Linked DNA regions of Mus musculus: regions 2, 3, 4, 5, 6 and 7 are each linked to region 1. A link is a loop called in an ENCODE intact Hi-C map of the cell type or tissue named here. Cell type or tissue: left cerebral cortex. All regions are shown on one strand. Region 1 has its middle 19 kb from the start of Gm34428. Region 2 overlaps Gm42252 (a long non-coding RNA gene). Region 3 overlaps Chd7 (chromodomain helicase DNA binding protein 7). Region 4 overlaps Rab2a (RAB2A, member RAS oncogene family). Region 5 holds the start of Chd7 (chromodomain helicase DNA binding protein 7). Region 6 holds the start of Gm46842 (a long non-coding RNA gene). Region 7 has its middle 24 kb from the start of Gm50597.

Region 1 (4,000 bases):
CGCCCTAAGTGAGTGAGTGCCACCCTGAGTACCACCCTAAGTGAGTGAGTACCACCCTGAGTGAGTACCACCCTGAGTGAGTGCCACCCTCAGTATCACCCTAAGTGAGTGAGTGCCACCCTGAGTGAGTACCACCTTGAGTGAGTGCCACACTGAGGGCTTCCAGGTAGACACTGCTTTCCCTTGGCCCTTGTGTATTCATGGCTTGTTCTGGATCACGTGACTAATGCATGCTCCGGACTTTTTCTACCTTTATTTCACTGCCTTCTCGTTCCTCTCTCCCCTTTCCTTGAGAAATTTCAAGAAAGTTCAGTGCAAACAATTGAGAAACTCTAACAGAAACCCAGGGCAGAGAGGGCAAAGGGCTAAGGAGGAGGGGCCAAGCCCGGTGCCTTCTCTTGAGACCCAGTGGGAAGGGCAGTCTAGGGCAAAGCCTCCATGGAGTCTTAAAAGACCAGCATGCTTCCTTTTGACAGCTGACTTGCAAAGAGTTAACCCTTTGAGGAACCGTCCTGTATGATTTGGCTACTGCTTTGGCTACGGCATGAGTGTGAGGACCTGTATTAGGCTAACAAGCTATATGGTTTGCTACCAGTTTTGACCAGTTTAGATATCACCGTTTTCCCAGAATACTATCAAAGTACCTGAGCAACCCAACTTCCTACTACCGGTTTCGAGATGAGATATTCACACAAAGAGGGGAATTCTGTTTTCCCAGAAGGGCTCTTGTCAGAACTCAGGTTCCAAAGAACCGTGGATTAGGCATGGAAGTTTCCGTGGACCACTTTTGGTTTGGGGGTTGGTGTGGCCGCAAATGCCAGGCTGTTTCCCAGCATCTCCCCCCACTACAAAGCCTAGTTTCTTCCCCTTGGGTTCCTAATGTACTTTTGTTATTTATATCTTTAATTGGGTGAGAGTACCCAGAATTGTAAAAAAAAAAAAAAATCTGAATAAGTAAATAAATTTAAAAATTAAAAAACTCCTAGTTGGTGATGTCTGACTTCCTGTGTTCATGTTGTTGCGCTCTTGTTGCTGTGGGTTTTTGTTTTGCTTCTCGAATGTTGTTGTTTTCCAGGAAAGCTGTCGTTTATCGTGAGAACAGGAGCAGCCATGTGTTGATTTTTCTGGATTCCTTTTGGCTACTGTCCCAGTGCTAATGAAGGCCCTTCCAAAGTGCTAACGAGCTGGTGCCAAAATCAGTTATGCCGAAAACAATGGAGAAGCGTAGTGTGCAGACAGCATGTATACCCCCATATGCACACACGTGTGCATGTGCTCGCGCGCGCACACACACAGATTTAAGATAATATATTCGTGTGCAACTTCCTGTTTGTGCAAATTAGACATAGCTGTTCGTGCAAATATGGCGTGCACGTTGGAACTTCACAAAGGAGAATGTGAGGGTTCCTTTAATGAAAAGACTTATATTTGGCTGCCGAAATCATTCCTTGCTCATAGGAGGAACAAAGTTTCTAGATTTTTCTGGGCACAAATTTTCTAGCTGGGAAGCTAGTTAAAATGTACATTCACGAACTTAAACAGTTTAAGGTGTAATATCAATGTGACTATAGATTTTATTTTCCTGAGAGGAAGATCCTGCTATAAGAACCACCAGGCACTGTTTAGTTTAGGTTTGGCCCCCCTGGATGATTTTAGTAAAGTCACCAGCATTGATCTTTGAGCCCTTTTAAGGTGTTATTTTGTCGCTGGGGCTCTCTCTGGCTTCCATGGCTTCTTCTTGCCTTCCTCTCAGTGTGTAATTACTCTCGCCTCAATTTGTTTACACAGCTTGGAGATGGGGACAGAGTTCTCTGGTGACCGTGCAACTGCAGCAATCACCGTAAAGAGAAGCATTTAGACGCTATAAAACCTAAACGCCCGGCATGCACCATTACATAGCAGTTACTGAAATTTAGCAAATTAAATTAAATAATTTAAATAACTTGATTTCAGGGATTTAAAAATTCATCTCTGTGGAATCCAGTAGTCAGTTTATTATTATTATTGTTGTTCATCAAGTACAATTTATGTTTTTTAATGAATCAAAATCCCTCTTCGGCCGCCCAGTCCACAGTAGCTCTCGGCACCCTCGATTGAGTCGGTATCTTCGTGCGCCATCTTCCGGCAGCGTCTAGTACCACGGCCGCGAGGTATCAGCCCAACCCTGGGCTGCGGAGTTGGGGGAGTCGCCGCGACTGCCAGGGTGGCCAAGTCTCAGTCTCTGCAAAGATTCACGGTTAGGACAATGCTCGAAGCTATTGAGTAAACTGCTCCCGTGGGCTTTGTTATTGTGGGTCACCCTGAAGCACGGGGACAGCCCGGAGAGACTCTGACTGTGGAGGCTGGAGGCTTGTTTTCTGTCAGTGGACGCCTGCTCTCATTCCCCATCAACGACTAGATGTGACTGACCTGCCATTTGTCCCACATCACCGGGAAGCCAGCCGTCCCTCCACAACCCACGGCTTTTCTCTGCTCCACCAGGGCTCCGTTCCAAGGGGCCGTTGCACGTTTAGACGCACAGCCCAGATAAAAACCTGTTTTAAATATTTTATTTCCCTTTCTGAAACAGTCAAAGCCATGTGTTGTTGGGATAATGGAGAGCTGCGCCTTGTTTTTAAGACTATTTTTACACTTATGTTCAATCTAACGATAGTTTAACAAGTAAACAACCATCAGATGATACTGATCGGGGTTGAAGGAGGGAAATCCTTTCCTAAGCAGCCCTTGGCGCCTTGGTTTGACTTATCTCGTTTCGGTTAAGTGCCACCTACGTCTTTCCCCACGTACCCTGGTTTGTAATCCAGTGCACCCACCCACGTACAATGGCTAATAATCCAGGCACCCAGGAAAGGAATCCTCTACCCTCTCGTTGGACCTCTTTCCTGGCTTCTAGGCAGAAGGCAGTGTGGGGAGCTGAGCGCCTGATTGCTTTCCCATTTAACAACTGGCTTGTCCCCTCCCCCACTACAACGCTTCAGCGGAGCAACAGATGGTGTTGGGGGCTTTTTTTTTTTCCCTGAGTTTAAGATGGTTCATTTTGTGCTTTCTCGGGAGAACGATGAAGATTAACTCCACTCCATCGTGAGCTCTTGCAAAAGAGCAAAAGAGAAGATGTGATATCTTCTAAAAAACTCCCACTTCATCTTGCCCCTGTGTGGCCAGTGCGTTCTTTGTCATCTTCAAGTGGAAGTCTCTTCTCTCTTCTTAAAATTAAATCCCTTTCCTCGTCATATCCCCCTGCTTTCTTCTTTCCTAGGCACACACTTTCCATGTCTGCACAGAAAAGAAATGTCAGGAAAAGTTGTCAGACAATTTATAATTCTGTACATGTTAAGTTACGGATCTCTGGAGATTTTGAAGGCTGTTTTATTCTTTCGAGCAAAAGACAAAACTCAGTATCGGCAACAGCAACAGGGCTGGAGAGGCTGCTTAGCAGGCAAAGGCACTTATGCCCAAGCCCAAGACCCTGCGCTTGATTCCAGAGTACCACATGGTGGAAAGAAAAAACAGACTCCCCAAAGCTGTTCTCTGACCTTCCACACCTGCACGGCAATACTCAAGCACTTCCCACACCCCCACACCACACCCCCACATCACCCCTACCCCCACACCACACCACACCCCCACATCACCCCCACCCCCACACCACACCCCCACATCACCCCCACCCCCACACCACACCACACCCCCACACCACACCCCCACACAAGAGAGGGCTTGACTCAGACTTACACATTAAATAAATAACATTTAATAGAGAACAGAAATCACACAAAGGGAAATATTTAAGAAAATCAGATTAAGGCTGAGTGTGGCGGCTTATGCCTATAAACCCAGATATTGGGAAGCTGAGGCAGGAGGTTGGCTATGAGTTTAAAGTCCACCTGAGCTATGGAATGAGACCCCTTCCTCTCTCAAGAAAGAAACAAACAAATAATACAATACAAACTGGCATGATAACACATGTCTGCAAGCAATCCTAGAATGTGGGAAGTTGGTT
Region 2 (4,000 bases), 650 kb before region 1:
ACAAGGACATCTGCTACACAGGTTTAGGGCCTATTGTAATAGTCTCATTTTCATTTAATTACCAGCTTAAAGACCTCTCTAAATACAGCCACAAATTCAGGCGACTCAGGGCTAGAACTACAACCTGTGAACCAGGGATGAGGATGGACAGTTCATCCCATAAACAGAAAAGGAGAGAGAAAATAAAGACACCATACAAATGAGTCTTCAATTCTAGGAGTGAACATTCCTTGGAAACCTGCTACTCACAGGTATCCAGTGACTAATTCCCAGTGCAGCCAGCCCCTCTCTCTCCATCAGCCTTCCCGGAAACTCGTCCACCGGTATTACCATCTAGACAAAGTTTCCATAAACTTCTTGGATTTGGCCAGCCAGCTATGGCTTCCCTACCCAGATAGCTCAGCGTGATCATCATGTCGGTTTAGCATTCAGCATGACCATCTTCAAGATGTACCCAGCATGGCCATCTTCCCTGTAACTCTCAGACTCAGCCATACAAGATATGAATGCATGATGTGCTGGCATCATTGCTGTCTTCAACACTCAGCCAATGTGTCTGAGCTACTTGGAAAGATCCATCCTCTTAACAGCTGATATGATTCTCATATTTTGTTTACTCCAAACATGGACTCTTGCCTTCAGGCCTCATAGAGAGCAGCATTCCAAGAACATATTAAAAATGTCTGACATAGTGTGCCCAGCAGACAAAGTGTTCCAGTGTACTGACAGAGGGTTGGGAGAGCCATAACTCACACATAAAGATCTGTGGCCTCTCCCAGACCACCCTGTCTCACGCTTCACTTCTGACTTGAAAGCCAGAGGCCTCTGACCTAAAGTTCAAATTGACTTGAAGAGACTTCAGGCTTCTATTTTGGTTTTCATGCAAGGAAATACAAATTTAAGATATACCAGAGCTGAAAGGATTCTCAGTGGACAAGAGTCCACATGCATGAAGACTTCGGTCTGGATCTTCCAGCACCCACATAAAAAGCCCTGAGCATCTCAGGCACCTGTAACGCAAGTGCCAGCTGGGAGAAGTGCCTTATGGCTTGCTCAAACCCAGCAAGCTCTAGGTTCCATGAGACACTCAGTCTTAAGAGACTAAAGAAGAAAAATAGAAGACATTAATGTCATCCTCTGGCCTCTACATGTTCATGCATGGATGCACTCATCTGTTCACACACACATACACACACACAAAGCTATATACATATATGTACACATGCATGTGCATACATGTGCCTGAAAATGTTGCATTATTTCCCCCTCTGATCTACATAAAAAGTAAAGTTTACTGGAATATAAAATAAATCCTGATTAAAAGTTAAGACATATTAAACAGAAACACTTTTAATCATTTACTGTCAAAAACAACTTAAAGTTATTGGATCTGTTATTTGTACTCTTCCTCACATATTTATGCTGGTTTCCAGATAAAATGGGGTGTGTCTCATGGTAAAAACATTTGTCTTAGGTCCCTAGAGACTATAGAGATCTATGACTTTACTGCACTGGATCTTTCCCTCCTGATTCTTGTAGTTTTAGATATCTGTCCTGAATGTAAGACTGTAAATATAGAATAAATTAGATGTAGGAAAACAAATGAGCACCAGGGGGCAGCATAGACCTGATCCTGCACTGGGTCTTGTACAGGTCCAAAGTGACTCTCTACTGAAGACATATCAGAATCTGAAAGTACTCAAGAGTCCCTACCCAGAAGCCCCCGGTAGCAAATTCGTGACCTTTCTATACGGTGCTGAATTCCAACTTTCTGGCTGAATCCTATCTGAATTCTTATTGGTGTGGGGAGTCACCCCAGATAACAGTGCAGAGAGAAGTAGCACTCATGACAAGATCTGAATTCAAGTTCCAAAGTCCCGGGTGTTTTTGCAGGGGCAGAAGGCAGAGAGACATGACTGCACAACATGGGGTCAGGGAGCCATCAGGACCCCAGCCTTGGTCAGGAGACAGCAAAGGGGAGATTAAACCTTAGGAAGCTCAAAAGAATGCAAGCTAACATGTTGCACCTTTTGTTAGGACTTCTCTCTCCAAAACTTCATGACTAGAAGAGAAGGACATTCGAGAGATCAGCAAATGAGACAAAGTAGCTGAGGCCTCGCTGGTACTTGCTTTGTAGCCTGGAACCCAGAAGTATGGAGTCACAGAGAACTTAGCCAGCCTCACTCTCTGTGGGACAGGTAGCCTCCTAGTTTATCAGGTACCCGTGTGATTTGTTCTGTCAAGCTGTAGGGTGAATGGAGCAAAGGAGTGTGGCTTGGGACTGAGCCTGGGGCAGCAGTGCTCACTCAGCTCCTGGCTGCCCCTGCGGTTCCCACACACCGGCTTGCATTCATCCCTGTGATTGATGCTCCTGGAGCAGCCTGGAAACTCTGCCTGTGAGCTAATTATTATGGGGGACTGACCTGCGTCCGCTGGTCAGGAGTGAGTAAGGCGAGGGGTAGGTGAGAGCTGGCTATTCACAAGAGGGCAGTCTTTGATGCGAACGAAGCGGAAAGTTTGGCCGAAACTCAACACCTCTCAGAAGTAGAGATTAGTCAAAAGGAAGAAAGGAGAAGGCATTGTGGAAGTCTTCAAGGAGGAGACAAAGATGCCTGTGTTTTGTATCGCTCAGCTGCCTCAAGAAAATGTCCATTGGTTTTCTTTCCACTCCTTTTTACATTTTAAGTGGAATCTAGTGAATGTGTCTTTTCAGAGTTCCCAATTCTGCCGTTTCCACTACACCTCATGCTGCCATGTTAATGAAGCGTCATCTTTCCAGAGAGTGTGGGAACAAAACCTATTTGATGACCTCTCAGAACAAACACTGAGTCCTCCAAATATTTCCCTGAATTAAACCCTCTACCCCACAGTCTATTTCCTTTTTAAAATGCCAGTTTGCCAACTACTTCAAACCAACAAACAGGGCTTTCCTTCACCCTCAAGCCAGAGGGCCCCTGTGGAGTCCCACACTCTATGGGAATTCCTGAGGAGCAGGCATGAAGGCAGCTACCCTCAGGGTTTAGTAGCAGCTCCGGTGCCCAGGATGCAGGACATCAGCCTTGTATCCTGCAGTCACAAGAATGAGCGTGTACAAAGACGTGGAATGACCTTGCAGATTATTCCAGCCCCTCAGGGCACAGATGAAAACAGAGCCTGGAATGGAAAGGCAAACAGGTGCCACATGGGGTGCTGCAGGCAGAACGGGAGACCCCAGAATCAAGGACAACTGGGCAAAAGCCATATTCCCCACCCCTGTCCTAAATGAACTGAATGGACATTTCTAGAGGCAGGATCTGGGAACATGTATTAAAACAGCACGGTACATCATGTCTCCAAAAATGAAGACATTACACAGAAGAATTAGCCCCAAGAGGAGGAGGAGAGGCTCGGAGCTGAGTTTGAATCCCAGATCTGCCCTTTGACAAACTGGTGCCTCTGAACTCTGTTTTCTTGGCTGGCCCTGAGAAGATGTGAGTACCTCACTGTATGTAGAAATTCTTAAACCCTGGGGGCTAGCATGCTCTCTGCCACCTGGAGGTGGGAAGTCAACAAGACTGCTAGAGTTGAGTCCTGGAACCTCTGGCTGTGAACTGGGTGAGCTTGGACACACCATTGGTCCTCCACAAAATCTCCACCCAAAAGTGCAGGTGATATTCCCTCCTGACAAGAGTGGTTATAAAGATAATATCACACACACACACCATAAAATCGAGAAATGGCGCAACCACCCTAGGGCTTTGCAAAAGGCAGAATCAAAGACAAGAGATTAGTTCCGTGGAGAACAGGAGCTCTAAGCAGGTAAGTCTCACAGGTATTAGCTGCTGCAAAAACAAAGGAAGGTGGTGGCCTGAAAGAGCCCCAAATCCAATGTCACTAGTCACAGGTAGAGCCATTGTGGGGTACGGTAATTAATATTGCACTGAAGAAATAGCTGCTTCTGCCTTGGAGATGCCACAGGAGACAGGTGGGGAAGAGGAAGGCCCTTCCTTCCCTTTACCCC
Region 3 (4,000 bases), 160 kb before region 1:
TATCTTCTCAGAGAGTGCCTGTTGGGTAGACCAGTCAGTGCTGGGAGATACTTTCTCAGAAAAGTTCAGTTTCTGCGAAATGCAAATGATTGTTAAAATTTAACAGCGCATGTGCCTATCCTTAGGCGTTTATAGGAAGGGGCCAGTACCAAGTACAGCCTCATTAAATACGTCCTTTTCTTTTGCAGAAGAACACAGACGTGCTGTTTTCCTCGTTTCAGAAACCGAAACAGAAACGACATAGATGTCGAAATCCTAATAAATTGGATATTAACACTTTGACAGGAGAAGAAAGGGTTCCTGTTGTTAACAAACGAAATGGGAAGAAGGTAAATGCTGGGGAAGGGATGGGCAAGGATGGCAAATCACACTTCTTCTAGAACCTGTGTGTGTTCCTGCGGACACCGAAAAAGGGAGCTGAGGGGAGTGGGGAGGGAAACGTCCATGATGTTCAGTTGTTCACCGGATGCATATTCCCAGATGGGTGGAGCCATGGCCCCTCCAATGAAGGACCTGCCCAGGTGGCTGGAGGAGAACCCTGAGTTTGCTGTCGCTCCAGACTGGACCGATATAGTCAAGCAGTCTGTAAGTACACAAAAGAGATGCACATAAAACTGTGTGCCTAGGTGCTCAGTGTCCCATTGGCTAGTAATTATTCAGTTGTGACTTAATCCCAGCTTACAGAGTTGTCATAAAGCATCATTTTCTTACATTATTTCAGTGTGTTGTATTTTACACACACATCATTAATTGGGAATGAGCTGATTGTCAGTTCTGATTTAAAAATACCGTGTGAGAACACCTACTCCCAACCCTCTTAGAGGTGGACTTACTCCAGGGAAACCGGTCTCACAGTGTCTTCAAGATGGAACTTGTGCTGGATGGGAACGTTAAGATTATTAGCTGTGATAGCCAGTTTTAAAATAGACATAGCAATTCTGCATAAAATTTTATCATTATTAGTTTCTTTCAAGACAAATTAGTGGCATGCTTACTGGTTTTGTTTAAATAATACAATAAAATTGCCTCTAGCCATGTGTTAGGACCCAGTTTTGTGAAGTGGTACCTTCCTAATCACCTATCTGAGGTCCTTGTATATATGATTCCACCTTTGTAGCTCTGACTGCTACTATCTAGTCTCCATTCCTAATGGTGTGTCTTTCGAAACTGGGTAAAATGGAAGTGGGAACTCTGTAACCTGAGACTGTGGCTTTCACTGAGTGTTCTCCAGTCCCAGAATGGAGTATTATCAGGGGTCTGCTGCTCCTTGCTGTACAGCGTGCTAGTCCATGCTCAGCTACCATGTGTCATTCCCTCACCCATGGAAAGACCTCTGGGGTTTTTCACATTTGTGAATTTATTAGTGAAACAACTATAAATGTTTACATGCAGGTTTTAGCGTGTAGCTTCTCATGGGGTGGGGGTGGGGGTGGGGGTGTTACACATGTGAGTTTAACTTACTCAATTTTTCTACATTGTTAACAAATTTTTCTTATTCTTAGCTATATTTGAAATATCTAGAATGTCTTATAGTCTATGCAACTCTTTTGTGATACTGTTTTATCATTTTTTTCATACAAAACCTTTTAAAATTGGCATATTTATTTGGCAATTAATTGACAAATGAAAGGTCATTTGCACTTGATGCTTATGTTGTACACGTGCACATCACGTACTGATTACACCAGTCAATCAGCCACTGTCTGGAGTGTTGATCCTTAAGTTAATTATGAATACAGCTACCTTGGCATTTACTTCAGTGGTGGAGTAACCTTGAACAGCTTTTTCTGCAACTCAGCACAATTCAGCAAGCGAAAATAATGGTTAAAAAAAAGAAACAAAACAAAACAAAAAAAACCAGGACCTGTGCTTTCCCAAGTTCTTACTTTAAGCTTTTAGAATGGAAGCAATTGCTTGCATAGTTAGAATGTTGGTGTGGAGCTCCAAAAGGCCCACGTTGGCAGTAAGTACTCTGACCCGGCCTCTACAGCTGTTGTCTGCTTTCCCTGTCGTCCAGGGTTTTGTTCCCGAGTCAATGTTTGACCGTCTCCTCACTGGACCTGTGGTGCGGGGAGAAGGAGCCAGCAGGAGAGGACGGAGGCCCAAGAGCGAGATCGCCCGAGCAGCCGCGGCGGCTGCTGCTGTCGCCTCTACTTCAGGGATCAACCCTCTGTTGGTGAACAGCCTGTTTGCTGGGATGGACCTGACAAGCCTTCAGAATCTCCAGAACCTCCAGTCCCTCCAGCTGGCAGGGCTCATGGGCTTCCCTCCAGGACTGGCCACAGCTGCCACCGCCGGAGGCGATGCGAAGAGCCCCGCCGCAGTGCTGCCCCTGATGCTGCCAGGGATGGCGGGCCTGCCCAACGTGTTCGGCTTGGGCGGGCTGCTGAACAACCCTCTCTCAGCTGCTACTGGAAACACCACTACTGCTTCAAGTCAAGGAGAGCCAGAGGATGGCACTTCCAAAGCGGAAGAGAAAGGAAACGACAATGAAGACGAGAACCGAGACTCTGAGAAAAGCACAGACACCGTTTCGGCTGCTGACTCCGCGAACGGATCTGTTGGTGCTGCTACTGCCCCGGCTGCGTTACCCTCCAACCCGCTGGCCTTCAACCCTTTCCTCCTGTCCACCATGGCCCCAGGCCTCTTCTACCCATCCATGTTTCTACCTCCAGGACTGGGGGGATTGACACTGCCTGGCTTCCCAGCACTGGCGGGACTCCAAAACGCCGTGGGTACCAGCGAAGAAAAGGCTGCTGACAAGGCCGAGGGAGGGCCCTGTAAAGACGGAGAGACCCTGGAGGGCAGCGATGCCGAGGAGAACCTGGACAAGACTGTAGAGTCCTCCATCTTGGAAGACGAGGTTGCACAGGGTGAAGAGCTGGACTCCCTCGAAGGCGGGGATGAGATAGAAAACACCGGAAACGACGAGTAACAGCAGCAGCAGTTCCACTGAAAGTGTTGAAAACTGTTGACAGGTGGTAGTCCTACTGTTTACACTCACAGTTAATGTTCATACCTAGTTTTATAAGCTGTTCTGTAACATAGTGTAGCAAAAAAAGAAGAGAAAAAAAAAAGAAAAGAAAGAAAAAAAAAAGGAAAAAAGTCCAAGTCATGTTATGCAGGTGTGTCCGAAGGTATCTTGGTCATAAGTATTGTGCAGTGCATTATTTATTATCCCTAGGAAGGATGAAATTTGAGAGGTGATCATGTCTTTTTAAGGAAACTTACATAATGCTCTGCTTTTTTCTTTGGGTACCACTGGTATTATAATAAAGAGCAATCTGTAACAGAGCGGCACTAGTGGAAGGAAGTGCTACTCAGAGGACGTATGAAGTTATATATTTAATTTTTTAATTTTAATTTTTTTTGCTGTGAAGGTCAAGATGAAATTTACCATACATATCATCCCTTGTTCATTCGTCTCCCTTTCTGACTTTATGGGGGTTCCCACATTTGCATACACACATCCATACACTCTGACAATCTCCACGTTAGTGTGAACGCCTCTGTCCCGAGGCTCAGCAATAATCAGGCAGCTGTTGAATGTGAAGGGTCCCTTTGGAAAACTAACCTTCTGGGAGGGTTCTTGCCAGACAACTGCAGTTCCATTGGCTTGTGGTCTTGTGATGCACTGGTAAAAACTAAATAAATAGAAGAGTAAATAGAAGATTGAGAGAAGTGAGAATCAGGTACCTTTTTTTTTTTTTTAAATTAAAGGACTTTGTTACTTTAGCCACAAAGCTAAAACAGCATTACCTCAGCTCTGAACTAGCCTTGAAGTTTACAGACAGGACTTTGTAAATGTTTTTCTTTGTTGTGATGTCCTTTGATTTTTTTTTTCTCTGAAAACTGCTATCATGTAAGATAAAATGTAAATTTCTGCCAACTGTAGTAATGATGCTTTTAATAAAAGTGACCCATGATATGCAGAGATGTAGTTATAGAATGCAGTGTACAGGGGAGCTGGTGTCCACTTTTTTTTTTTTTTTTAATTCGT
Region 4 (4,000 bases), 420 kb before region 1:
AATGCATTTGCATAAATTCTACCACTGTTCGGAGCTTGAAGCTACAGAAGCATTGTTAGGAATTGCTTGGACACTGACTTTTCAACTTTTTGACATCGTTAACGAGCATGTTCATCTTTTCTTGTCACTAGTCCAAGAAAACTACGCTTCCTGTGTATTACTAAAGGCTGTGTGTGTGTTAACCTGTTTTAATGCCAAAAGCTATTTGTCCACAAGTTCTTGAGACCGCTTCACAAAAGGATTTGTTTGCCTTAATGAGTGCTGTTGGGTAAAACACAGTGTAATGAGTGGGACGGGCAGAAACAGAAACTCCAACACTACACAACTCCCAAGAGCAAGGCCCACTCGGAGAAGGCACGCCATGCCACTTACTCTTCCCTTAGACACAATAATGGTCCCTTTTCTTCACACAGTTTCTAAGTATATTTTCTTGCAGGGCAGTTTGTCAACCTTGATGTACAGTGACTGTGTAAAATTTTTTTCTTTCAGTGGCAACCTATCTATAATCTTTAAAATATGGTAAGCTTACTGTCTGTTTTGAGGGGGATATGAAAATAAATCTACCAGATGGAAAATCCTGTTCAAAGTAGAAAAGTTTTAGTTGTTTACTCACTGTGGTGGTTTTATCCTCTCGTTTTTCTCCCTTGGTCTAGAATGAAGTTGTTATAGCAGTGCAAAATAAACTCCTATGTACAAAAGTGTCCTTCTCATGATGAGCACATTCACTGTCCTGTCAGAGGAGACGCAGCACCAGTACCCCGGTGAATCGTACTGTAATGGCTGCCTTTTATGGATCTTGCATCAATTTTTGTATCATATGTGGTCATATTTTAATAACAACCAGTCATGGAAACAAATACAACTCCAGTGGTCAGCATGCAGCCTTCAGTGAAGACCCTGTTGTCATTTGTCTTCTAACTTTAAGACACAGTGGATGAAGGAGTAACATTCGGTAGATACGCAGTCTAGACAGCCAACTGGTGCATGGGAACTGAACCTGTTGTGTTTCCATCGTGTTGTTCGAAACCTCACACTATGTATCTCAGTCTGGCTATGAACTCATAGTCTGCCTCCCAGCTACCTAAAGATACAGCTGTGTGTAACCACACTCAACTGAGTTTTCAGTTTGTCTTTAAGGATATTCTAAAATAACCAGTTGACACAAAAGTAGGATCAGCGCCGGGCGGTGGTGGCGCACACCTTTAATCCCAGCACTCGGGAGGCAGATGCAGGCGGATTTCTGAGTTCGAGGCCAGCCTGGTCTACAGAGTGAGTTCCAGGACAGCCAGGGCTACACAGAAAAACCCTGTCTCGTAGTCTAGGTACTTGCTGTGTGTCCAGACCCAGAGAATTACCTGGGAGTTTATAGGCTATCTAGCATATAGTACACAGTGGCACTGCCTCCACAGGTGGAAGGAAAGAACACACTCCCCGCCAAATTATCTCCTGCTCTCTACACAGGGACTGCGGGTTACATGAGCTCACCATCATCTCTCACATAAGAGTTTTAAAAGTTAAAACGGGTAGTAGAATAAACCGTACCACATGGGATGAACACAGATGAACACAGATGAACACAGTTCCCATGTGATTTGGTATTAATAGAGGCCAGCATGGCGCCTGCTGTTGCCGTCTAGTAGATAACATTACTCACTCATTTGAAATTAGGATAGGACACTATTTGAAATGCCAGCATACAGTTTAGTATTCATTAGCTTTGTAGTCATGAGTATGGCTCTTAAATATTAAAGGGCAAAGGACCAAAAATTTGATAGAAAAATGAGAGCAGTTAAAAGATAATTCATAAAGGAAATTAAGGTTATTTTTTAAAAAGTAAACTAGTTAGGAGAGATTGCTCACCAGTTAAGAGCATTTATGGCTCTGCAAAGGACCTGGGTTCAATTTCCAGCACCCATATGGCTCCTAACAGCCATTATAACTTCATTTCTAGGGAATCTGAGTCTCTCTTTTGGCCTCCATTAGCATGTGTTGGTGCACATAAAATACATGCCAACAGGGCTGGAAAGGTGTCGCAGAGGTAAAGAGCACTGGCTGCTCCTTCAGAGGTCCTGTCTGAGTCCAACAGGAGCCAACATGGTGGCTCACAACCATCTGTGATGGGATCTGATGCCTCCCTCTGGCTGCAGGCATGCATGCAGGCAGGACACTGTATACTTTAATAAATAATTAAAAAAAAATACATGCCAACAAAACACTCATACAAATCTTTTTTTTAATTAAATGCAAAGATGGAACCTAGGAATGTAACTCAGTTGTATAGACATGCCCACCAAATGTGAGGCCCAAGTTTCATCCCTGAGGCCCAAGAGTTTTTAAGATAAATAATAGATGTGTTGATTTGCTTCCCCAACATTTTTACCCTACTAACATTGAATACCTTATGTACACATGATTATTTGTTTATTTTTTAAAAATCTTGTGGAAAACCAGTAAAATGATTCATCTTGTAAAGGTGCCAACCACCAAACCTGCCACTTTAAGTTCAATTCCTGGGTGGCACATGGTAGAAGGAGAGAATTAATTCCCACAACTTGTCCTAAAAATTTCAAGGGAAGTCAAGTTGCCAGTTTCTCCCATGAAACTGGACAAATTCCGACATTCTGGAGATAACCATGGCGATGTAATAAAGCTACCTTCTCTTGCTGTTGTCTTAGCTGTCCAGATCTCTTCTGAGACCAGCCTTGTTGGTGTTAGCAATACAGAAGAGCACATGCACAAGGCTACCCTGTGGCACTGGGAGGAGCTGCGAATAGTGGAAATTACCTATAAGGTAATGAGCAAGATGCAGTCTCTCAGTGCAACCCCACACAGCTGGAGCACTTGATCTCAAGGAACCAGTGTGACTTCGGGCATGTATAGTTAAGCGAGAAGCCATCCTTATAGTAAGGCAATCCAAGGAAATACAGATGTGCCCACACCTCTGTGCAAAAATGATCAATAAAGTGGAGGATGGTTCCTTACAGAATGGATTCGAGTCAGAGTTGGGAACTAGGCAAAGGAGATGAGAAGAAATAGCTCTAATCTCAGTTCACATTTTTCTATAGTGTAGACTCCAAATATTTCTTATACCTCAAACATAACTAAAACCAACTTTAACACCAGGAATGCAAAGGGGAAACCGTATGTTATGAGCCTAGCTACTTTTCAAGAGAGCATTAATTAGGACACTGAAAGCATAGGGAAGTAAGCCCAACATGCCAGGTTGCGGAGACCGGTGGTAAGTAACACTTTACAGAGGGTTATGGGCTGCCAAGTCTAGAGCTGCCTTTTCTTCACGTGAGTTGATCAACATTATAGGTAGTGATTTCTCAGAAAGAGTGGCAAATACTCGGGGCACAATTGTGCCCATGGTTTCAGTGTGAAGAAGGTAGAAGGCTTTTGCAGTTTCCTGTTCAAATACATCAGTTTTGTTATATAGATACTGAGTGAGCACATACCACAAACATGCACATTATGTATTTCCCATCTTTGTCCACCAAGATGCCCCAGAAACAGATGCCAGTAGCACACCTGTCCAGATGCTGACTTCTAAATGCCATCCTCCCATAGAACTCATTAAAAATATACATCTGGCTGCCTCCCAGCACTTCGGAGGCAGAGGCAGGCGGGTGTCTGTGATCCAGCCTGGTCCACAGAGTTCTAGGACAGCCAGGGCTACATGGAGAAATCCTGTCTCAAGAAACAAAACAAAGTATATATTTTTTTAAAAAAAAAAATGTGATTTCTGTATTGGGCAGAGAAATTTTTTAAATACACCTGGAATATCTTATTTGTCAAGGACAAATTAGGAAGTGTTTGACACATGATGGGAGGGGCATGCCCAAGGATGGAGGAGTGGTCTCTGCTGCTTCTGACCATCAAGAAGCTAATGCTGGGGATGGATTGTAAACTGGAAAGGAATGCCTGTGAGCTTACAATGATGCAAACAAATGGATTAGTAAACAGAGAGGCAACTCCTGCTCTGCACCCTTACACTGTC
Region 5 (4,000 bases), 340 kb before region 1:
CACAACCATCCGGAACGAGAAAAATTTAAAAAAAAAAACAGTTTAGATTTTAAAATATTTGAGAGACTGATAGGGCTTAAGTTTTAGTAGATGTTCTAGAAGTTTGAGTGCGTCTCCGTTATTCTGTTTATGCAAATGACTCTCTGTCATAAAGTGTTCACTCCGGTTATTTTCCCCCAATACAGTCAAACTTTTGTCTAAGCAGAGCTTAGCCTTACTCTGGTGAGTTCCATCTCTCTGAGTTCTTGGAAGTGGCTTTCCCTTTTCTGTTAGCCACAGGTCATGTGTTTGTGTTTCCTAACTGCAATCAATGGGTTCCCACTCCATCTGTTAGAGCCCTACCTCCTAGGTCGATAACACCTTTCTGCTGCCCTCAGGGCATGAGCAGCTTGGACAAGCAAGCCCTAATTCTTCGAGGATGTAGACCTCCCATTGTTCTTTCTGTTCACTGAATCTCAACTACCAATCAACTAGACGGCAAAGGGTGGAACCTTGTTAGCTTCACGCCAAGCGCCTAGAACCAAGCCTGGAACCTCTTACAATCCAATGTGAAAAGAATGTAAAAATCTGTCAATGGGGTAGCTTCAGCTGGGTGCTGGGAAGAAAAGCAACTCTTCCGCAGGAGTTTACATTTGGCTGTGAGTGACCCTTATCTGGCCCTGAGGTATTTGCATACTTAAAGCTAAAGCTTGTGAATTCAAATGATTCTCTTTGGGAAAACTTCAAGAAAGAAGCAAACGGAGAGAAGAGTGTTCCAGGCTTAGGGTAGTGGGGGGTGGGTGGGAGCTGAGGCTTAGCCGGTACAAAGCTGCCTAGGTCTGCGCCTGAGGGTCTTCGGGTTTTCAAGGCCCTTGGAGTTCTGCACCAGCAGAACCTCTGAAAGCCTGGACTTCTAACCCGGACTTCCCGGATAAGGAGGATATTAAGTCAGGGAGGGGAGATGTGGCTGATATGTCCCACACTGACTGTGTTTATCTTTGGCACATTACAAAAGTTAGTGTCCCAACGTCCTAGTGAAATACACAAGGACACAACAGGAGACCTCCACATAGTCACTTGGAGCCTAAACGTTATACTTTCATTAAATGTAGAGGTCATATTATTTAGCTTGTAAGTTGTCTTGAAATAGATGCGAGTCTGACAAGTGAGATTCCCCCCCAAGTATCTATGATAGTTTTACTTTGAGGGATATAAACTTATTATAAGTGGAAGACTTACATTAGATTTGTGATTTTTGGTTTATGATACTGGAGCTATAAAAAAGTAGATTTTCAATGTCACATTTTTTTCCCTGTAGTGTTAATGTTTTCTTCTGATTATCTGTAAACTATTTGATGACTATGTTTCTTTTAGAAATCCAACTTATGGCGAAAGAAAACCAGAATCAATGCACTTAAATAAGCAACAATTGTAAAAAAATTTTTTAAAAAAAAGAGTAAAACTATTTCTATTAGGAGATAGATGTCTAACTGATTAAGCTGCAGTATAAATGAAGCAGTTTTGGCAAGTCATTTGTCCATATAAAACTGTGTGATTCTAAGCTCAGTAGTAGTACAACCATCAGTGGGCCAGATTAGCATGCTTTGCCTTTTCTCTACGATTTTTGAGTTCAATAGCACTTACACAGCTGTCATAGCTGGCTGTATAACCTCCTTCCTTATTTATAAGTGAGTGCAGTCTTTAGCCTAATAAAACCATACTGGAGTTTACAATTGTTGACCGTTTATAAATCTGCTCCGTGTTTCACACACAAAAGATGCTTAGTAAATGTTTAAATATCTATTACACAAGAGGGAAACTAATTTAAAAAATGTCTTCAAGGTTAATATTCATCTTGTACCGGAAAGAGAAATGGGCAAGAAGGTCGGCTATTCAAAGCTGGAAGATGATATTTAGTGCCACATTGGCGAAGGAATGATGAAAACACTCCAGTTCTGACACGTTTAAAAATGGGCACACATCCTATTTCTTTGTTTCATAACCATTGCGCTATCCCTTCGTTTTTTGGCATGCTAACAAATTCAACTAAAATCAATGCTCTCTAGTTAAAACTTTTTGATTTAGTGGCAGATCCCGCTGTCCTATCACCGAGGACGTCAGTTAAAGCCAAGTGGTGAGGCAGGGATGGATCTATTTGAAAGGAAAGGCGTCCATCCTAGGTATTTCGTGTGGGAAAATCATCTCAAGTTGAAGGATAATTACAGAAGAGACACCCAAACACCCCTAGCCTCCTCGGTCCGCACCGGGCTGGCCACCCCTCGCGGTGGCGGGGGGTCACTACGGGCTCCGGGCCTCCGCTTCCTGCCCCAGGGCGGCGCACCGCGGCTCCGGGAAGGTGCTGCGCGGAAACGTGGCACCCTCTGCACCCGCGCGAGAGCGCTGGCAGCAGGCGGCCCGAGAGGCTGCGGCGGCCGCGCACCGGGACCGACACCCGCCCGCTGCGCCGGCGCCCGGCGGGACGGGAAGGGGCGGCCGCCCGCGCCGCGCCGCCCCCTTCTCTCGGCCTCTCCGCGGCCTCCGCCACCCCGGCCGAATTCTTGCATAAATTATGCCAGGCGCGCCTGACGTCAGGTGGCGGCGCGCGGGCGCGGGCGCGCCGCGGAGAGAGCCGGCCGCGGGCGCGCGCGGCCCGGGAGGCTCGTGCGCGCGGCGTGCAGGGCGCGCGCAGGCGCTGGCGTGCTGGGGCCGCGGCGGCGGCGGCGGCGGCGGCGGCAGCGGTGGCGGCGGCGGCGCGGGGGTTGAGCCGTGGTGGTGCGGACGCGCTCGTGCTCGGGAACTATCGGATTAAACTTGAATCGAGTGGAATTACACAAAGGAGCGCCGCGGAGGAGGCGGCCCGGGGACCCGGAGACCCCGCAACTCGCCAGAGCCCCGTCCGCGCGCGGCCAACTCCGCGTCCGTGGATCAGCCCCCGGCCGCGGCCGCCGAGCCAACTCCGGAGCCGCTCTGCGTTTTGTTCCCCACGGCGCGCGGCGGCTGACTAGCCCGAGCGAAGGAGCGAGCCGGTGAGCGCAGACTTCCCCGGCGCCCCCGGGAGGGGCGGCGGCAGGAAACCGTGCCGGGCCGCGGCCGCGCGGAGTTGCGAGAGGGGAGTTGGGCGTGTGCGGGGCGCGGGGAGAGGTGCGCGGGGGCCGCGGTCGGCAGGAGCGTAGCGCCGCCCGCCCGGTCGCCTGCGTTGCTGCCGCCGGGGCCCGAACCCGCGGCCCGAGCGCCGCCCCGCGCCCCAACTTTTGCCTGCGTCCGCGGGGCCGGCGGCGGCGGGGGCGCGCGGGGCGGCCGAGGGTCACTTCCTCGCATGTAAATGGCTTTTTGTTGTGCTGCCGGCGTCGGGGGGGACGGGGACAGGAGGGAGCGTGTCTGCGCTCTGGGGAGCGCGAGCGCGTTTCCTCCCGCCGGCACCGAGCACGAGTTGCCGGCTGCGTTCGAGAGAAAAGGGAAGGAGGAAAAAGTTGGGTTCCAACTCCGGCGCGAGCGGCGGCGGGCGCGCGGGCGCGGGGCGCTGAGCGCGGGGCTCGGGGACGGCGGCGCCCCCCGCCTCGCCCCCGCCCCCCGCTCCGGCCCGACCACGCCGCGCTCGCCGGGAGCGGCGGCCGCACCGGCGCGAACAAAGTGCGTCCCTGCGGGCGCGGCGGCGCTAGCCCGTGCGGGGACGGCCACGGGCGAGGTGGGTCGGCGGCAGGGAAAGTGCGCGGGGCGCCGCGTGGGGCGGGGGCGGGGGTGGCGCGAACACGCGGCGCGGGGGGCGTCCCGAGCCCAGCCGGTGGCGGCGGCGGTCGCAGAGTTCCGAGCCCGCAGCTAGGGGTTCCTGGGGCTCCCCGGCAGCTCCCAAGTGCGCGAGGACGAGAAGAAAGGGAGCCGGGCTGGGGCGAGTGCGGGCGGGCGACCGGGGGACCCCACCTTGCCGAGCTGGCCGGGCCGCCAGCGGCGGCATAATAGCGACTTTAATCCGCGATCCCAACTCGCGTCCCCGCTCCCCTCCCCCCAGCCTGTCGGGGGTCCG
Region 6 (4,000 bases), 120 kb before region 1:
TATTAATGCAACAAACACTGCATGCCCTCAGAACGTTAGGTACTGAGCCCACAGCGAGAGCAACACTGGAGATGTCCCCAGACTGCCCTTCTAGTGACAAGTCTGCAAGAAAAATAAACTGTGTTTACAGAAAATGGAGAGTGCCTTGAAAGACGAGAACAGGGTTTGAAGGAAATAGAGACATTTAAAGTAAAGGATGGAAAAATGGTATTATAGGAGAAGGACTATGCCTCAACCCTGAGGTTGGCTGTCTTTGAAGGATGAGCAAAACTGTGTGGATAACACACCCTTAGAGAGATGACCCGTGGAGTGATGGTATAGGTGCAGTACCCAGGTACTGCTAGGTTATAAATCAAGGAGGTTGCAGAAGTCTTCCAAGGATGCTGAGAAGCCACCAGAAGGCTTTCATCACAGACAAGACTTCACCTCACTGATTTTGGACAAGGCTTCCCCGGCTTCTCTGCAAAGAGAAGGGGTAGGAGCCAGGGCTTGCATCATAATGGCTGAAGCAGACCAGGACTGCTTAACATTTCCAAAGCATGTGACACACACACTTGCCCAGTGGTGTTAGTAAGTTTTAGTGGTAATTAACAATAACACATTATAACCTGATTGCGTTAAGAAAATCCAGCATGTACACCAGGAGTTAAATGTCACCTGTGGTCTCAGTTACTGCGCTGTCAGAAGGGGGAGGGGAGGGCTGTCAGAAGGGGGAGGGGAGGGCTGTCAGAAGGGGGAGGGGAGGGCTGTCAGAAGGGGGAGGGGAGGGAGTTTACTGACTTAGGTAGTACTCAAATCTAAACCTAATTTGAATTTCTTACTTTTAAAGCTTATTATTGTCTTCATACAAAGTTTTAACAGATCAAAGTTGTGATTTTTTTTCACCATTAAATTAGTATACTCATCCTAATGAAAGCACCTTTTGAAGAAATACTTTCCAGAAACCATGATACTTGCTTTTTTGAAATTTACTTTTGAAGGTTAATCGCCAAAAGCCTCAGGTGGACGGAAAAGCTCTAGACAGGAAAGTCGACTTCCTTGATGTCAGGGATCCAGGAGGCTGGCTCTGTTGATATCTACCACTCTGGTCTGCATATGAACCCCTCATCCCTTCCTTTCCTGCCCCATAAGCCCCTGATGCCCCTGATCCAGGAGTGAGCGCAGCCTCCACTCCAGGAGACAGTGGTCCTTCAGTTGTTCTGATAAAAGGAGCCATCCTGACTCTGGAGCTATCTATCTCTTTCTTTCCAAGTTGCCCCCATCAATCTTGACTGGCACTTTTGACTGCAATGAACATGCATGTAGAGAGAATGTGTGCCTGGAAAGCCAGCAGACACAGAATTCTCAGGCTACAGAAAACCCAACTCAGTTCCCCTTGCTTTTCTGTTAGAATTGAGTGCTTGGTGAAATTCTCTTATCCTCCAGGCGCCAGGATGTGGCTAAGGGGCAGAACCCCAGCTCCCACCCTGGGTTCACCTCTGGGACTGGAAAAACAAACAAACAAAAACATTTAAAAAAAGTGGAAGAAAATGCCAAGAAACTGGTGCACCTTCTCAGCCCTCTGGCGCCAGTGCTCCTATGTGACCTGTGAAGGCTGTTGGAAGGACTGAGCCGAACATCCTCTATGTAGTCAGGCAGGTATTAGCTTACCAACTGCTGTCTGTTCAGGCCACCATCGGATACCAAATACACTTTAAAAACAGAAATTATTGTGCTCTAGGTAGAATTAGTTTGGATATTAGAAAATAGTGCAAAGAACTTTGACCTATTACCTGTGACCTTAATTTGACTTCTGAGCCAAGCTGAGGCCTGGGCAGGAGTCCTGTCCCACACTGGCCACAGTTACAGTCTCCTTGGAGTCCTCTTCAAGTCACAGCCTAGCTGCGCTGTGCAAGGTGGCCCTGTAAATCCTTGAAATTACAGTTGTAACCTGTGCGTTTGAGAAGCCAAGGGGGCTGCGGTTTCAATTCCCGCTGTCCTCTGCTTCTCTAATTATCTTTGTAATGCTCTAATGCTAAGTAATGATGCTGCTAATGCACGCTGCATTTCGCACACAGGTGCCAGCTGTTACCTCGCTGGGCAGCTGACCTCACAGTGCAGACGAGGTGGATTCATGGCCCAGCCCTGCCCACACAAACAAAACAAAGAAAGCCCAGCTTTCTATCCACCTACCCGCCCTCCCTCCTCCCCTCCAGGAGGCCCTGCCCGGAGTCCCTGGCCTCTCTTTCTCCTTCTCAGCCCCCTTCCTCGCCCTTCCCCTATCTGCCCTCCCTCTCATCGGTGGTTTCTTCCTGCATCAGAAATCCAGGAAGCTGCCCCCCACCCCCCACCCCACGTTTCCTCTACCCACATTTTCTCCGGGCCCCTGAGTCACACACAGTTCGACTTGATCTGGAGTTCTCCTTTCTCCGCCTCATGAGAAATCCCAACTCTTCCATTTCTTCCATTCATTTCTGCAACTAGAGCTTGTCAAAGAGGTTGCTTAGGTTTGAGTGTGATAACTTTCATCATCATCATCATTATTTTTTTTTTTTAAAAAGGGATATTAAGGACTAATGACCAGAGAACAAATGTGCGGCTGTTGGCTTTACAGACACACTCATACATGCACACAAAGACCTTTCACACTCCTCGGTGGAACAGCCTTCAGCAGACATCTGCAGGATAAGGGTTTTCTTTCTTTCTTTCTTTCTTTTTTTTTTTAAACTTTAATCTCACAATTCATTGTGTCTGTGGTGATGGTTCCGCCGCTAAAAGGGTCTAACAAGCAGCCAACTTGGCACACAAATTTAAATGTGAGCCGAGGGCTTTCTGCACCTTTATGATGGCTGCTTTTGACTTACTGCCAAAATTCAAAAAACAAAAACAAACAAACAACCACCCCCACCCCCCAAGAGGTGGGTTGGCGAGGGTCGGGGGACGAGAGTTGCAGTTGCTAAACGGGGTGGAGGCTTCTTTAATCCTGACAGCACCGATGCTAGCAGGGGTCACCGCACATCTGCTCCAGCAAAGACAAAGGGCAAGGTGGGGCGGCGAAGCCGGCGCGGGGCTCCTGCAGGGAGTCGGGCCGGGCGAAGGGGGCCGCAGCCCCGCCGCAGCGTTTAACCTTGACTTCTGCCTCTTGGCTTCTGGCACCGGAGCAAAGCCGGGCCAGATGGGCGTCCTGATTGTAACGACCCCCCCCCTCCGCCCCCACCGCGTTCTCTCTCCCCTTCTCGCACAGATGTCGCAGGCTGCCCCCCGGGCCCCCGCCACGCCGCCCATGAAGGCCGCCAAGGCAGCGCAGCCTCCTTCACCCTCCCTGCCCGCCCGATCTGGGCGTCCTCCCGTCCTCCACTCGGCCTGGCCCCGCTGGGACCTGAGCGCCCAGGCCAGCTCCGGGTGTCCCCGCGGGAGTCCCCGGGAACAAAGGAGAGCCTGTGCTCGGCCGGCTGGGGGGCGTCGTCCCTGCAGCTGGTGCGTCCCTCGGGGCTGAGCACGGCTCTGTCCCCGCGGCCCCAGGCCGGGCTGCCCCGCGGGGCGCCAGGGAAAGGCCGGAGGAGGAGGTGGGGGTGGGGAGAGATCTGAGGTTCAGAGACCAGTGCTCCAGGACAACAGTGTCGCCCGCGCCCGGCACGTCCATGGAGACAGACCAAGCAGTGACAGGCCGGAGGCGGCTCGAGGGATCCATAATTTATGATGTCGTTCTACCAACAGGGTTTGGGATTTCACAAGCTTTGTCTGTTTCCTTCCCATTTGTTGCTTCTTTTGGAGGAGGCTCTTTCCCCTTCCAAGACAGAGAGAGCAGTTACTGTGTTGAATTAATGATATAAGAAGAAAGTGGGATTTTAATGGAGGCGTGGGTGAGTAGGGTTAAGGGAACACGGGTAAGGGGGCAGGTGGCTCAGGCCGTGTATAGTGGACTGTCCCCAGATGATTCAGAGCAAAACAAACCCTGAACGTCCTTTAGACCCTCCCACCACTACGGCTAGTCATCTTTATGCTCCTTTTTAATAAATAG
Region 7 (4,000 bases), 69 kb after region 1:
GGGCTGGGCATGCTGGTTTAAATCCCTCTTCTTGTCCCCTCACCAGCCCCATCCCTGCCATACTAGAGTGGCTCTGATCTACAGGTATGTCCCTGTAGCTATTACCTTGTTGGTAAGGGTGACAAAGACTTTGTGTAGTCTCCTTCAGTTGTACACAGGAATATGTGCATTAAAATAATTTTTGATAAGTTTATGTATATTATGTTTGTTCACATACATATGTGTAGATGCAAACATATATAACATCATATATGTTTGTTCACATGTTTGTGTGTGTGTGAGTGCACAGACATACGCTTGCACGAGTGCACACACACACACACACACACACACACACACACACACACACACACAGCATTGTGTAAAGAGGTTGTGTAATATGCATGCTGAGTTACATCCCTCATCAGCATTATGTGCTGATGCTTTCACATCAGACCGGCTGTATTGGAAGACATGATCCTTGATGCCAAAATGAAGCCATATGGGAGAATTGTACATGGACACCTGTCCTTACAGGAAAAGATTAGGACACAGACACGCACAGCAGGAAGACTAAAAAAATGCAAGGAGACAGAGAGATCTGTCTGCGAGCCAAGGAGTGAGCTCTTACAAAAATCAAAAACAACATACAAAACAAAACCAGCTCTTGCGACAGCTGGATCTTGATTCAGGCATCCAGAATTGTGAGTTCAGAAATGTCTCTTATGTAAGCTACCAGCTGTAGTACTTTGTCATGGCAGCTGAGCAAACAAATAGGAGAGTCTCCTGAAGCTGCACTGAAGTGGGGAAGCCCAACTATGCAAGCCCCATTGCTGTTCTTAACTACTGTCGGTAATTCGAGTAAGCCTTAGCTTGTATATTGAGAGCGCTCCGCTCCTGTTGAAGGTTTCTCCTGCTGGCCTTGTTTGTATTTACTGACAAGCTCTGACGTTGGTCCCTTTCAGAACTCCTTCATGTGCTCTTGACTACTCTTGTTATTTTTCAGGTGAGCTATGGAGTTTTTAAAGCTTACTCTTTCCTTTTCTTAATTAAAGAAAACAACAACAACAACAACAACAACAACAACAACAACAACAACAGTACTAGTACCTATGCAAAACAGATTTTGGTTTTTAGACACAGAAGGAAGGTTTCAGGAAGCCAAACAAACAATAAGATTTGGAAACTCCCCAATGAGTGCGGGTTTCTGACCCCAGGGCAGTGACCAGCACCCTCATCAGAGAAGTAGAACAATTCCCAAAGGGACATCATCAGGTCTCAGCCCTGGGCCAGCACAGTGTGGATGGCCCTGGTGAGAGGCCAGTCCAGAGACTGCACTTTCTCTTCCTAACTGGAAGCACAGGCTAGAAACCTGCTGATCCAGAGAGGGTGTGGGCAGCCCTGACTTGACTGTGCTCCAGGTAAGCTAGGTGCCTGGCTGGTTGACCCTGATCTACTGGTTGGGAATGTCTGCCCTAGAGGATCTTTCACAACTTCATAGACTGCTTTCTTAAGGACAGAATCAAGTGGCAATTGGATGTTCATCTACAACGAGGCTTCCTATCAATAAATTATAGTGGCTCCCCTGCACAGAGACCTGATTGCTTGGCCTCTATAGGCATACTTGGCCTATGAGGATTTTTTTTGTAAGTCTTTTTCCTAGTCTATAATAATATGCAGTATTAGCATCGTGCCCTGATTTTTAGCTGTAAACACAGTACATAACTTTTTAAAATTTTTTACTGGATACAGTTAGCGGCCTTGTCCATCTTTAAATCTTTAAAAACTACCTGGAAATGAAAAACAGAACAGTCATAACCAGCCTATGTTGCTTTAACGTAGCTTTCAAGGCAGAAGGGGAAAAAGATTGCATATCCGAGGAGGTAAGGGAACGTGATAGGCTGGCAATTCTGAGCCAGCTATGACCTTGAGTGTGATCAATAGGCTGCTTCCTCTTTGTCAGGCAGAGCTGAATTCCAACTATTTTTCCCCAGCAGAGGCATTCATTTAATGATATTAAAATCTTCATTGATTATGCTCCATAGTTTGAAAATTGAAGCGGACCAAGTCAAACTCACTCAACCCAGTCGTCCTCCAGGCGCCATTGAAAGGAGACGTGGACGCGCAGCTATAACTAAATGCTGCCACCTAGAGGACAGAGTCGGTATAGCACCACGCCTGCAGTTGGTATTCTCCGGACTTCAGGAGCCCAGTCTCTGCTGTGTTTTCCTTTGGACTGTTCTCCCCGTGACTCAGATCGGAATACAAAGTGGAAGTTTTTGTATCCTCTAGGGAAATTATTCTTTATAACGATCGTTTAAATTCTCCCAAGATGAGTGTCCAAGGAGAGATAGACACTTGGAAGAGGAGCCCGGAGAGGAGTTGCCTCACATGCAGCTTCTGAAGCGATGATGTGAAGGTCTACATGAGTCTTTGGTATTATCTCCTCCTCACAGCAGAATATGAGTCCGCAGTGTTTCTCCCTGTAAAAGGCCGACAGTTCAAACCCCACACAGACGCCTGGGAAGCTGGTGAACAGTCCATTTCCTCGCCGGCTAGTGCTGTTAGAAGTGGGCTTGTCTTGGGAGAAATTCCAGTTTCAAGCCATCCTAGTCACACAAGGAAAGCCTGTCCCAATGCAAACAACAAAAAGAGAAGGCCTTTCTATTGGCTTAAAGCTAATCCCCGACTCCCAGCCCCTGCGCGCCTTCAAAGCACAGTGCTGCTCGTCTCTGAGGTTGACTGTGGTTCTCAGATTGGCCATCCAGGTTGCTGCTTCCTTTGCCTCCTCACAGAGGCTCCTCCATTTACACAGACGAAGTGCTCCTAAGCTACCGAAAAAAAGCTATGTATTGGGTCATCAGGTAGAAGCACACCGAGGGAGGTGGGCATGTTAGGCGCACCACAACCCAAGACTTTCCCTCTCTGGCGCTAGCCTGGTGACACAGGCTGCGGCTGTTACACTATGGAGAAACTCCGGGACCTGTGTCTTGTGCATGTCTGTAGAGTGGCACGAACACAGGCTGCTTTCTGCCAGGGAAGAAAGAGCTCTCTGTCTGGCCGAGTGTGGCGCAGGCAGGGCCGTGTATCTCTTTTGGGTTTTTTGTTTGTTTGTTTGTTTTTGTTTTGTTTTGTTTTGTTTTTGTTTGGTTTTGGTGTTCTGTCCATCTTGTTTGGGAAGCCCTCATCTGCGTCACTGAATTCAATCCCCTCTTCTGTTTTTGATTAAACTGCGTTGGGTGGAGACTAACCTGGGGTCATTTATGTCCTTCTGATGCTAATTTGCACAACCGATATTTTCTTTTACACTCTGTAGTTTAAGAGGTTTTCCTTTTCTAAATGAAATGTAGGGTTTCACAATCACATGGGGGACCAGACCGATGGAAGTGGTTCTGCTTGATGCCTTTAAAATTGTACAGAAACGTAAAGGAATTCACTGGGTGCGTGCGTGAGCATCCATTGCCATTTGATTAACATATCTCAAGGGTCAGGGCAGTAGGCATCGGCTCAGGGTGACAGTGGTAATATAAGTTGCCCCACACTGTCTTGGGGGGCTCTGCTCATGGGACATGAAACATGACAGTTAGTTTAGTAGAATCACACAATGGGGTGAAAACTCCCAGGGGCTTGCACATTGGGTCTATTCTAAGCCTGGGTTCTCTTGTGATGGCTTTGGGGGTAACTCAAACCAACCTTCCTACAGAGCTTTAATTATGCATAATCACCAGCAAGCTTTGTTCTGGGCTATCACTTTCATCTGAAGCTCAAAGAGCTCAAACATCATTACCTCATTAAACCTTGCAACACCCCTGCGAGGTGAGGCGATTAACCCATTTTCCAGACGGGGACATAGAGGCACAGAAGGTGTCAGTAACTGTCCTAATGTTACATGAATCAGAGTTAGGTAGACAACAGAGCCCACTCATGTTCCACCCCCAGTCTGCTTCTCAGAACCTTCCTTGCCCCATCACAGAAATAGTCACCCTCAGACCTGGGAACCAGCTCTACCTGGTTGTGCGCT

Evidence for each region. Peaks named below come from ENCODE experiments on the same cell type or tissue, not always from the same donor. Only the 100,000 strongest peaks of a DNase experiment are listed, where the experiment ranks them.
Region 2: a loop joins it to region 1, with 3 times the contacts of the local background. A loop is called at or near these places in 5 of 42 quality-filtered maps.
Region 3: a loop joins it to region 1, with 3 times the contacts of the local background. A loop is called at or near these places in 10 of 42 quality-filtered maps.
Region 4: a loop joins it to region 1, with 3 times the contacts of the local background. A loop is called at or near these places in 7 of 42 quality-filtered maps.
Region 5: a loop joins it to region 1, with 5 times the contacts of the local background. A loop is called at or near these places in 22 of 42 quality-filtered maps.
Region 6: it touches region 1 in a loop (9-fold over the local background); 11 of 42 quality-filtered maps call a loop at or near these places.
Region 7: a loop joins it to region 1, with 6 times the contacts of the local background. A loop is called at or near these places in 18 of 42 quality-filtered maps.

Annotation. Positions count from the first base shown.
Region 1 is chr4:9,025,823-9,029,822 of GRCm38, forward strand. No RefSeq gene overlaps it. Among named protein-coding and RNA genes, the nearest start is that of Gm34428, 19 kb to the left of the region's middle. In left cerebral cortex, a CTCF peak has its summit at 2,131 (motif pointing left); DNase peaks (open chromatin) are centred at 1,208, 1,741, 2,141, 2,918 and 1 more place; H3K4me3 peaks cover 1,402 bases; H3K27ac peaks cover 548 bases.
Region 2 is chr4:8,379,244-8,383,243 of GRCm38, forward strand. The region is part of intron 1 of Gm42252 (a long non-coding RNA gene); the gene reads right to left. Among named protein-coding and RNA genes, the nearest start is that of Gm42252, 38 kb to the right of the region's middle. In left cerebral cortex, a CTCF peak has its summit at 1,613 (motif pointing right); DNase peaks (open chromatin) are centred at 1,622 and 2,630.
Region 3 is chr4:8,863,721-8,867,720 of GRCm38, forward strand. It overlaps Chd7 (chromodomain helicase DNA binding protein 7), which reads left to right. Exons shown (of 38, transcript NM_001277149.1): 36 at 189-329; 37 at 481-585; 38 at 2,018-4,000. The coding sequence ends at 2,935. Among named protein-coding and RNA genes, the nearest start is that of Gm46842, 45 kb to the right of the region's middle. In left cerebral cortex, a CTCF peak has its summit at 2,272; DNase peaks (open chromatin) are centred at 2,223 and 2,520; H3K27ac peaks cover 1,099 bases.
Region 4 is chr4:8,607,011-8,611,010 of GRCm38, forward strand. Rab2a (RAB2A, member RAS oncogene family) reads left to right here. Exons shown (of 8, transcript NM_021518.3): 8 at 1-692. Among named protein-coding and RNA genes, the nearest start is that of Gm42253, 36 kb to the right of the region's middle. In left cerebral cortex, a CTCF peak has its summit at 2,156; no DNase peak of the experiment used is centred here.
Region 5 is chr4:8,687,771-8,691,770 of GRCm38, forward strand. It overlaps Chd7 (chromodomain helicase DNA binding protein 7), which reads left to right and starts at 2,636. Exons shown (of 38, transcript NM_001277149.1): 1 at 2,636-3,005. In left cerebral cortex, a CTCF peak has its summit at 2,278; DNase peaks (open chromatin) are centred at 2,525 and 3,314; H3K4me3 peaks cover 1,927 bases; H3K27ac peaks cover 1,162 bases.
Region 6 is chr4:8,908,223-8,912,222 of GRCm38, forward strand. Gm46842 (a long non-coding RNA gene) reads right to left here and starts at 2,640. Exons shown (of 3, transcript XR_001784228.2): 1 at 2,351-2,640; 2 at 1,773-1,910. In left cerebral cortex, no CTCF peak of the experiment used is centred here; DNase peaks (open chromatin) are centred at 2,334, 2,743, 3,082, 3,441 and 1 more place; H3K4me3 peaks cover 1,119 bases; H3K27ac peaks cover 1,228 bases.
Region 7 is chr4:9,095,122-9,099,121 of GRCm38, forward strand. No RefSeq gene overlaps it. Among named protein-coding and RNA genes, the nearest start is that of Gm50597, 24 kb to the right of the region's middle. In left cerebral cortex, a CTCF peak has its summit at 2,137 (motif pointing left); DNase peaks (open chromatin) are centred at 698 and 2,122; H3K4me3 peaks cover 189 bases.